Linked DNA regions of Homo sapiens: region 2 is linked to region 1. Evidence: read pairs that join two places in POLR2A ChIA-PET (ENCODE). Cell type or tissue: MCF 10A. All regions are shown on one strand.

The links. Peaks named below come from ENCODE experiments on the same cell type or tissue, not always from the same donor. Only the 100,000 strongest peaks of a DNase experiment are listed, where the experiment ranks them.
Region 2: POLR2A ChIA-PET joins it to region 1 with 7 read pairs; 3 of 35 experiments call an interaction of 5 or more read pairs at or near these places.

Annotation. Positions count from the first base shown.
Region 1 is chr1:237,046,635-237,051,634 of GRCh38, reverse strand. All of the region lies in intron 1 of RYR2 (ryanodine receptor 2), which reads right to left. Among named protein-coding and RNA genes, the nearest start is that of RYR2, 7.0 kb to the right of the region's middle. In MCF 10A, no CTCF peak of the experiment used is centred here; no DNase peak of the experiment used is centred here.
Region 2 is chr1:237,151,272-237,156,271 of GRCh38, reverse strand. All of the region lies in intron 1 of RYR2 (ryanodine receptor 2), which reads right to left. Among named protein-coding and RNA genes, the nearest start is that of RYR2, 110 kb to the right of the region's middle. In MCF 10A, no CTCF peak of the experiment used is centred here; DNase peaks (open chromatin) are centred at 1,921 and 3,201.

The DNA.
Region 1 (5,000 bases):
CCAACAGCAGTAGGTAGGCCACGGCGTAAAAAAGCTCTGATCTCCTGACTAGAAATGGTTACTCCTCAGGCTGATGCTGTATTTAAGATCAGAGGAACTCCTCTCAGCCTGTGGGACTATTCAAATGTGCCTTAAGAATGCCCTGTACAACCTCAAAAAGACATGTGGACACCATTGTTCCTGAATGCTGAGATGGTACAGGTTTGTTGCTGGTCCTGCCACTATCAAAATAGCATCTCTCAAAAGTAACTCACTCATGAGCCCCGAGGAGAGAAGAGGAGAGAAGACGAGAGGGGAGGGGAGGGGAGGGGAGGGAGAGAGATAAAGAGAAAGAGAGAGAGAGAGAGAGAGAAGGGGAGGAGAGGGTAGGGAACGGGAAGGGGAGGGGAAGGGGAGGGAAAGGGGAGGAAGGGGGGGGAGAGAAAGGGAAAGGGAGGGAAGGGAAAAGGAGGGAAGGGGGAAGGGAGGGGAGGGAAAGGGAAAGACAAAGGGAAAGGAACCATAAAAATAAAAACCCCAAAGCACTGGAAGAAATAACAGAGATCAACAGACAATTCACTGCTACACATGAACTAATTTAACTGAATTCTACACCACAGTCAAAATTGGTGAAAAAAAATATGGTGGAATATCTTTCATTCATTTGTGCACACATGTGTGCGTGTGTGTGAGACCGAACTTTCCTCATGTAAAGTTTCTTTGATTATGAAATAAATATAAACTCTAGCAAAAGCTAGAAGAATTTAAATCATAATTGCTTTTATTTTGAAAACCAGAAACCTGCTGTGGAAAAGAAGAGAATACAACTTCTAGTGGCTATCACCTCAGTGTGCTGTTCGGCTTCATTTTAACAATATCCCAATTGACTCAAGACTAAGGATATCATTTTTCCTGTAAGCTTTCTTTTTCTTTTCTTGATCTTCTCAAAATGTATCATTTCAGTTTATATCTTTGGTTATGCATTAAATATGAGTGAAATTCATGGGTTCCCATGTACATTATGAATCAGATTCTAAACTCAGGAGGAAAGAGAAACAATTAAAACTTCATTAGAAGCAGAATAAATGTGCAAAAACTCTTAAAATACCAAAAATGTTAAAGGAAAAAAAGTGCTTGCCATAGTAGAAAAACAAATTGGCCACATTGAATTGTTCCTTCCTTCATGGTGATGAGATGTGTGGGCCTGTGCCTCTCCCTCAGTGACCACATGCGGGTTTCCCCTGCACACTAAGAACCACGTGTCCCAGGGAGCAAATGTGTCCTCGTTCCCGCCTCAGCCCTTCCCAGACTCAGGAAGGCCCTGCCAGCCTCTGAGTTCCTATACACTTTCTCCTGTTCCACTCGCTTTCTTCTGCATCTATCTTGGCTCCACAGCTAGATTTCAGGTTTTCTTCCAGTAAATTGGCAGATACTCATCATCGGTTGGTGGGTGGTAAGTACCTGCACCCAGCCATCCAGGGGAGGTCTCCCTGGGTTCACGTGTCAGTGGCTCCTCTCTCTCTGTCCCCTACTTGGGTAACGAACATGAAAGCAATTACGTGTAGGTCCTCTGAACACTCCGTCACTAACAGGGAATGCCTTGGACTTCCATTTCATTGCAGCAACACCACTACAGAACTTTTGCAATAGAAACCAGGAAATATACCTTCCACATGGGCTTTGAGGCTGACTGTAACATTCTGGGAAACCCCAGAAACATGGGCCACTTCTTCACCAGCCAGGGAGAAGGTAACTATGGAAGCCAGAGAAGTACTTCACGGCTGGGACAATAGAGAGGATTTGCAAACAAGCTCACTAGGAGTTCAGTTACTAAATGGATCCGAACCTAAGTAGTCCCTAAGAGGGCTACTGACATGAGAGAATTCTTCTCCTAGCTCCTTCTAAATGCCTGTCTGCAAGCTTCTCTTATTGTTAACATCTCCTCTTCCCTGAAAGAAAACCACCCATCATCAAGAATCCTGGCTCAAAGCTTGTTGTCAGCTTTCAGGGCCTGTAATCCACCAGGATGAGGATTTCCAGGGACCCCAGGATCATTCAAAGCTTTTCTTTCCAGTCCCAGGGTGAGATTTTGTTATGCTCATCCTGCAGAATGGTTTGAGTCTGGTTGACCCTAAGACTACGAACATGACAATGGAAATTACCGCAAGTCCCTCTGAGAAAACAACCTCCCCATTTTACCTCTCTCAAACAAATCTCTATCTGACCCCACCAGCCCCAAGGTCACACAACCATTTGTTGGCAGGGTCCTCATCCCAATGTTCTTCCCGTGATTAATAAAGAGGAAAGTAAGGGGATGAAACTGATCCACTGGACACTCTAACAGTGCCCCTGGAAGTCACCTCACCCCCTGACAGCTGCTCATTTGAAATACAGCTTCTGACTCTAAACCAGTATTTCTTTTGGGCAGCCCTAATCACTCAGACTCAATTAATCCTTAATTTATTCTCTTACTCTCCTTTGTTCATTTGCTCTAGTGACTGTAACTTCCCTCTCTCTAATTGCCTTCTCCGGGTGTCCCCTCCCACTGGACCTGGGAGCCACTGCGGCCTCCCAAAGCAGCAATCATCACCTGGCCTCTCTCACCCTACACACCTCCGGTGTCCTCATCTCAGAATTTCACCCACCAACACTCCTACTCTTCTGCTTCCAGAAGAGATCTTACCTCTATTCTTCCACCCCCACTATCTTTGCCTACTTCCTTCATAGCAGGTTCCTTCTTTCTGCATTTGGACGCATTCAAGTGATGTTCACATTAAACTTGTGGGCAGGAGGATCCTTTCTCTTGTCCCGATCTTCTCCTTGCCACAAGATTTCTCTCAAGTCTGTCCTTGTAGTTAACAGTGCACCAAGCATCATGGGAAACCGATGCCCAACACGGTCCCAACTCACCCACAGAGCATCAGGGTCAGAGCATTCTCTGACCATTGCTTGAGTTTCCCAATCAGTTCCATACATTTTATTAATTATTAGTGATAAATGGTCGGAGAAAGGTAAAATCGGAATTGGTTAGAGTGATCCAAGAAAACTCTGTGTAGGATGAAAAGCATAAGCAAGGTATCAAGGGGCAGATCATAAAAGGCCAAGTAGAGAAATTAGACAGGATATGCAAGGATGTGAGCTGAGGCTGGGAGATGGACACGAGGGTTTCAGGAGGACTAAAATGGCAGGCGGATTCTAGGTGGGTTGCCGATTTGTTGCAGGAGGAAGGATGACGAAGGTTGAAATGAGTACTGGGATCAGAACAAGAAGCTAACGGAGTATGAAACACATCGAAATCTGAGTTGGATTGCAAAGAGAAACACGATGGGCTATGATGACAAATTAGATGCAGAAGAGAAGAAAGAGAACTAGACAAATGCATTGAGCCACTCCCATGAGCCAGGCACTGTTGTTCTAAGTCCGTAAAGCTAGGTGCTGGTGGATTCCGGCCTCAGACTCAGGTCTTCTGAAGGTTAGGATCACACTGGAGCCACAGCCACAAACGGCAGTGCCACTGATCAGCAGAGACACTAGGAAGGAAAGTCGCTTAGGGAACCGAACAGGCAATGATGTCAAGCTGGTGTTTCTGGGGTCCGAGAGGCAAGAGGGAAGTCTAAACAGAGGCTTGAAGTGAAGGCCCAGGGCTGTCGAATCTACGGTGGGTTTCTCCTACAAAAAAGAGTCGCTTTGGGAACATTCCTTTCATCTCTCTGGCTCTCAGAGCTGGATGAAGTCATTGTTAAGTCTTTTCAGACTCTGTTATTCAAGAGATCCCAGATTTTGTGACATAGATAAGCTCATGAAGGCAGAAGAGCCAGAACAGGAAATAGGACAGAATCTTTTGGGATAACCACACACTTGGAGTAAAAGGAATGAAAAGCACCTGGAAAAAGCATGATCAGAAATGTAAAAAATTACCCAGAAGGTACCATGTCCCCAAAGTCAAAAGAGTAGCTTCAAAAAGGAAAGTCAGGGTAGTAGAGCTTGAGAAGGAATCTAAGGGAATAGGGACAGAGAGGGACATTTAGACGTGGCAAGGAGGGAGTTACTGGCAACATCCTGGAAAGTAAATTGAAGAAGGAAGAGAAGCTAGATAATTACATGGAGAGGGGTACAAGCAGTGGGAGAAGACCACTTCTGCAGGAGGGGAGCAACCAAATAAGGTATCCGGGTCAAAGACAGACATTTTAAGATGGGAGAAATTAACAGGCTTCAAGATAAACCAGAAGGAGTAAGTGGATAGGGAGGCAAAAAAAAAAAAAAAAAGGCTAGAAAGGATGGATTCCAATCTTGGCTTCCAGGACCAAGATTCAGGCCATGTGAGGGACTGTAACATTAGAAAAGACAAAAGAAACCTCCTTTTCACTGGCTGGAAGGACAAGAGGACAGATTTGGAGACAGAACTCTATGAAGGTCAAGTTAAGGATAAAATGGAAAAGTGGGTTTAAATCTACTCTATAAAGAATGATGTGCTGGTAAACCTCCTTTCTGGAAATTCTTCACAGATTTTCATATACTCTCCATTACTAAATGCCACTAACTTGGAGTGTGACACTGGGCCAAGTCATTTGGCTTTCTGAGCTTTTGTTTCCTTATCTGCAATATCAGAGAGGCATGGGGTGGACAGGGTAATGTTTTCTAAAGGCCTCTTCCTACCCTAATGTTTTGGAGTTTGTTTATGCATTTTTCCTTCTGATTGCTCCATGCCATCCTCTATATCTATTCTTTGCAATTACAGCTGCAAACCACTTCCCTACTTATTTGGAATACTTCCTTAACATGCTATGCATACAGACGGTGTTCAACAAATGTTTTCTGAATTAATCTAATTCCCACAATGTCAGAGTTTCAGGAAAAATGTGTGCTTCATCACCTCTCCCTCTCTCCCGAAAGCTATCTAAAGAAGCACAGTCACCCAGTGCTGCTGGAGTCCTTTCTTGGGTAATTCAGCCGTGATAAAAACACTTATCTGAAGCCAAAGTACAAATACAATTGAATGTCAAATAAATTAGTGCCCTAAG
Region 2 (5,000 bases), 100 kb before region 1:
AGTACCTTCACAATGTAGTGCAGCTATCTTACTATCCATTCTAGAACTTTCTGAGAATAGATTTTGTGGAGAATAGCACCTGGGTGGGGTCCCACGGAACACATTTTGAGAAACACTTGACATGATGGCCAGGAATACAGCAGAGGAAGAGGTCAGAGAACACAGAGCCCAAGCCACGATTGAAGGACCAGGGCAGGTCTCTCCAACAGAAAGAAGCCTAAATGTCTAACCAGAGTTAGAGAGGGAACACATGTGTGAGGTTCAGCAGAGGGAACAGCAGGGTAAATGCCCAGGATTAAGAGGGACAGCACATGATTAGGGCTATAAAAAATACTTACAGGCTCTCAGAAAGGGTGCCACCATATGTAAGGAAACAGCTGGTTAAATGGTGACGAGGTTGAACAATGAGATCACTTTATGCCTGTGTTGCCTTCCTCAATGCCATGGTGATGGTAAATTTTTATGCCTTCTAAGAGATTCTGAATTCAACTTCTCTTTTTAGGGGCAAGAATCAGTAACAATCCTAGCCATTCCCATTCATCCCAATGAGATATATAACTGCATATTTAATGATCAAAGGATCATTAAATAGCTGGTCCTACATAAACTACTAAATCATTTAGAAACAAACTGTAAGAACATTTAAATGAACATCAACATTATTTCGTGAAAGTTTAATAACTTGTCTTCCAATACAAAACTGGAAGTATCTCCCTTTAGTTTCCAATCAAATCATCTATCCTTTCCGCTCAATAAAATTCCAAAATGGAATCTAATTTCCCCTTTCTTTCTTAAATACGCCACTATTCGGCTCATGCCTGTAATCCCAGCACTTTGGGAGGTGGAGGTGGGTGGATCACAAGGTCAGGAGATCAAGACCATCCTGGCTAACATTGTGAAACCCCATCTCTACTAAAAAATACAAAAAATTAGCCGAGCGTGGTGGTGGGCGCCTGTAGTCCCAGCTACTTGGGAGGCTGAGGTAGGAGAGTGGCGTGAACTCGGGAGGTGGAGATTGCAGTGCGCTGAGACCGCACCACTGCACTCCAGCCTGGACAACAGAGCGAGACTCTGTCAAAAAAAAAAAAAAAAGAAAAGAAAAAAATATATATATACCATTATTCAGTAACAGTTCTTGGTTTCATGTATTAATTTATTTCACTTCCCTCTTTTGCTGGGGAGCTTAATTTGAGCAAACAAGGAGACAACAGTCACCAAAGAAAGCCCCAACATCCCTAAGGATCCTTGAGGCTTGGAAAGCAACTGGCGCCCAGTGGCATCTGAAGCTTAGTACAAGAGTAGAAAGTATGAACAATGAGAAAGTGTTTATTTTCTTTTCTGTAATGGGGCATTCTTCACCTTTATTGCTGACAAGAATGGTGGCCTGCTACAGAGGAACTTAAACAACTGTTTTGAGGAACTTTAACAACTGTTTTAAAAATCCTACTTCATCCTTAAAGCTAACAAGAAGAAAATAGGAAAAACATACATACATATAATACACTTTAAACAACATATATTATATATAATGAAGTCTATAAAATGTCCCTCTAGGGATAGGACGGAGGTCCAAATCTGTACAGGCCATTATTGAATTCTTTAGTTTAAAAACTACATTTTTTTTTGAGATAGGGTCTTGCTATGTTGCCCAGACTGGTCTCAAACCCCTATGCTCAAGCAATCCTCCCTCCTCAGCCTCATGAGTAGCTGGGATTACAGGCACACCACTGCACCTGCCTGAAAATCTACATTGTTTTTAGAAAGCTAGGTAAGCAGGTTTGGAGTGTTTCACTGACCAACCAAAAACTGAAAATAAGCTGCAACCGACTTTCCTCAGCCAATAGTCCTTCAAGCCTTGCAAGGGATATCTTCATCACTGAATCACTGCAGGTTTCAACATATCTCAGGCTGCCTGCACCAAAGCACTCGGCTCACAGCTCTTCAGAACAGCAATGAATCACACGCTTATCATTGGATAAAGCCTCTTATTTGTGTCATCATAAAATAACAATGGAGTACCAAACCAGCCCCACTAGGAGTGTTTGGAAACGTAAATCTAAATTGAAGAGAAGCCCAGAATCTTATTTGCATAAAAACTACATAACTCATAATCCGCATCCATAACTCCTGAGCTGCTTCCCACCAGGGATTTCACTGGAAGTTAGCAATGTTATCTTGTGACTGCAATGCAGCCCAGAGCCCCTCTTGCAAGTTGCAGTTTTTATTCCTACTCATCTCCCTCTTAAATTGCACTTATCAATTTATGACAAAGCTGCTTCCCAAGGTCATCCACCCTTTAAATCTACTGTCCTTTAGAATGAAAATTTTTGAAAGTCATGAGTACCAACCCAGAAAATTTTAAAAGTAGATAAAATCTACCTTTTCAGAATAAAAAACAAAACAAAAACCCTGTTTGCCTAGTAGCAAAACAGTATTTTTACAGCAGAAAACCACTTCTTTATTTCCAATACAAACACAGCCTTGGGGTAACTTAAATGAAAAATATGTAACAATTCAGAGAAGCATCATCTAAATTTATGTTGCTCATTTTCTACCTGTGGCCTAAAATAACGGTTTTGCAGATTGTCTGCAAAATTATTGGGAAAATTAAAAAAAAAAGATTTATTGATTATAGTTTATAACCTTCAACAACTATCCCTGCAAAAAAAAAATGCTACACATACACATCCCCCAGACTATCTATAACTGTTCCATGCCAGCTCAACTCAACATTAAATTCATTATTCCAAATGTATTGCATCAGTGCACCACAGTTATTTTATAGAAATATTATCGCCAAGTTGAACTGCCAGAATAATGATGGGTAATAAAGGTCCATCGTTATTTAAAACACACACACACAGAACAGTTTAGGTTTCAGTTAAAGACTTTCTAGGGAAGACCCTGTCTTCTGTTTGATCCCCTACCAACTTGTTCCTTTTATCTGTCCTACATCCATTAATAAAGCCACAAGTTACTCAACTGCCAACACTAGAAACCTTTAATTCTTCCTAATTCATTCCTTCCCCTCCCCCCAAATCTCAAAATCTTCACCGCTTTGTCTCTTGTTCATTCTTGCTCCAAATTGTCCATCACATACATCTACTCTTTGTCCAGACCTTCACTATCTCTCACCCATGCAAGAGCATCCTAATTGGTTTCCCTGTCTAAATACACACACTCTGACTCATCTTTTTAAAACACAAATCTGATTCAGCAACCAGCACAGTGACTGTTACCAAAGCCCTTAGAAAATGGCTGCTGGTGTCTGTTCATATCCTTTGCCCACTTTTTGATGGGGTTTTCTTTTCTTATAAATTTATTCAAGTCCCTTGTAAATTCTGGATATTTACACCTTTGTCAGATGGGTAACTGCAAAAATTTTTTCCCATTCTGCGGGTTGCCTGTTTGCTCTGATGATAGTTTCTTTTGCTGTCCACAGGCTCTTTAGTTTAATGAGATCCCATTTGTCAATTTCAGCTTTTGTTGCAATTGCTTTTGGTGATTTCATCATAAAATCTTTGTCCACGCCTATGTCCTGAATGGCATTGCCTAGATTTTCTTCTGGGGTTTTTATGGTTTTGGGTTTTACATTTAAGTCTTTAATCCATCTTGAGTTAATTTTTGTTTCATGCAGCCAACAAACGTGAAAAAAAGCTCAACATCACTGATGATTAGAGAAATGCAAATCAAAACCACAATGAGATACTATCTCATGCCAATCAGAATGGCGATTATTAAAAAGTCAAGAAACAACAGATGCTGGCAAGGCTGTGAAGAAATAAGAGCACTTTTACACTGTTGGTGGGAATGTAAACTAGTTCAACCATTGTGGAAGATAGTGTGCCAATTCCTCAAGGATCTAGAACCAGAAATCCCATTTGACCCAGCCATCCCATTACTGGGTATATACCAAAGGAATATAAATCATTCTACTATAAAGATACATGCACACATATGTTTATTGCACCACTATTCACAATAGCGAAGACATGGAACCAACCCAAATGCCCATCAATGATAGACTGGATAAAGAAAATGTGGCACATATACACCATGGAATACTATGCAGCCATAAAAAGGAATGAAATCATGTCTTTTGCAGAGACATGGATGAAGCTGGAAACCATCATCCTCAGCAAACGAACACAGGAACAGAAAACCAAACACCGCATGTTCTCGCTCATAAGTGGGAGCTGAACAATGAGAACACATGGACGCAGGGAGGGGAACAACACACACTGGGGCCTGTCGGTGGGGGCTAGAGGAGAGAGAGCATCAGGGCAAATAGCTAATGCATGTGGGTCTTAATACCTAGGTGACGAGTTGATGGGTGCAGCAAACCACCCATGGCACATGTTTATCTACGTAACAAACCTGCACATTCTGCACATGTATCCTGGAACTTAAAGCAAAGTAAAATTTAAAAAGAAAAGAAAATAGCTGCAAGATCAATGTCCATGCCACACCCCACTGCTTAAAAACCTTTGACTCTGTCCTTGGCCCACCACCATTTCCTAAAGGGTGTTGATTGTAAAGGTCCTCCTCTGCTCCTTCAGCAGTCATCATGACGTCTGCATCATTACACACAACAACAAAAACAATGGCTAAGTTAGCACTGGCTAAATACCGTATACCTTTTCAAGTACTTATATCCTCACCCAGCAGATGAGAAAACTGAAGTCTTAAGGAAATACAGATAGATTCCAAGTAGCAAACTCCTAACTTAGATCTTTCTGACTGAGTTCTATAATCATATCACTATCCTGCTTACAGCTCAGTTTTTCTTTACAGCAAGAAACATCACTTAATTTGAATTATTGCTAAATAACATCAGCAACCATTCAAAGAACATGTTGAGGGGTGTCTTATGCATCGCTAAGAGTCATTTTCTCTAGTCAAAACACAAAAACTTTGGGTGGCTGCCTCTGTTAGGGTGATTATTCCACCCTGACATATCCATTACTGGAACAGGCACATACTCGGTTTCTGTTTCAAGT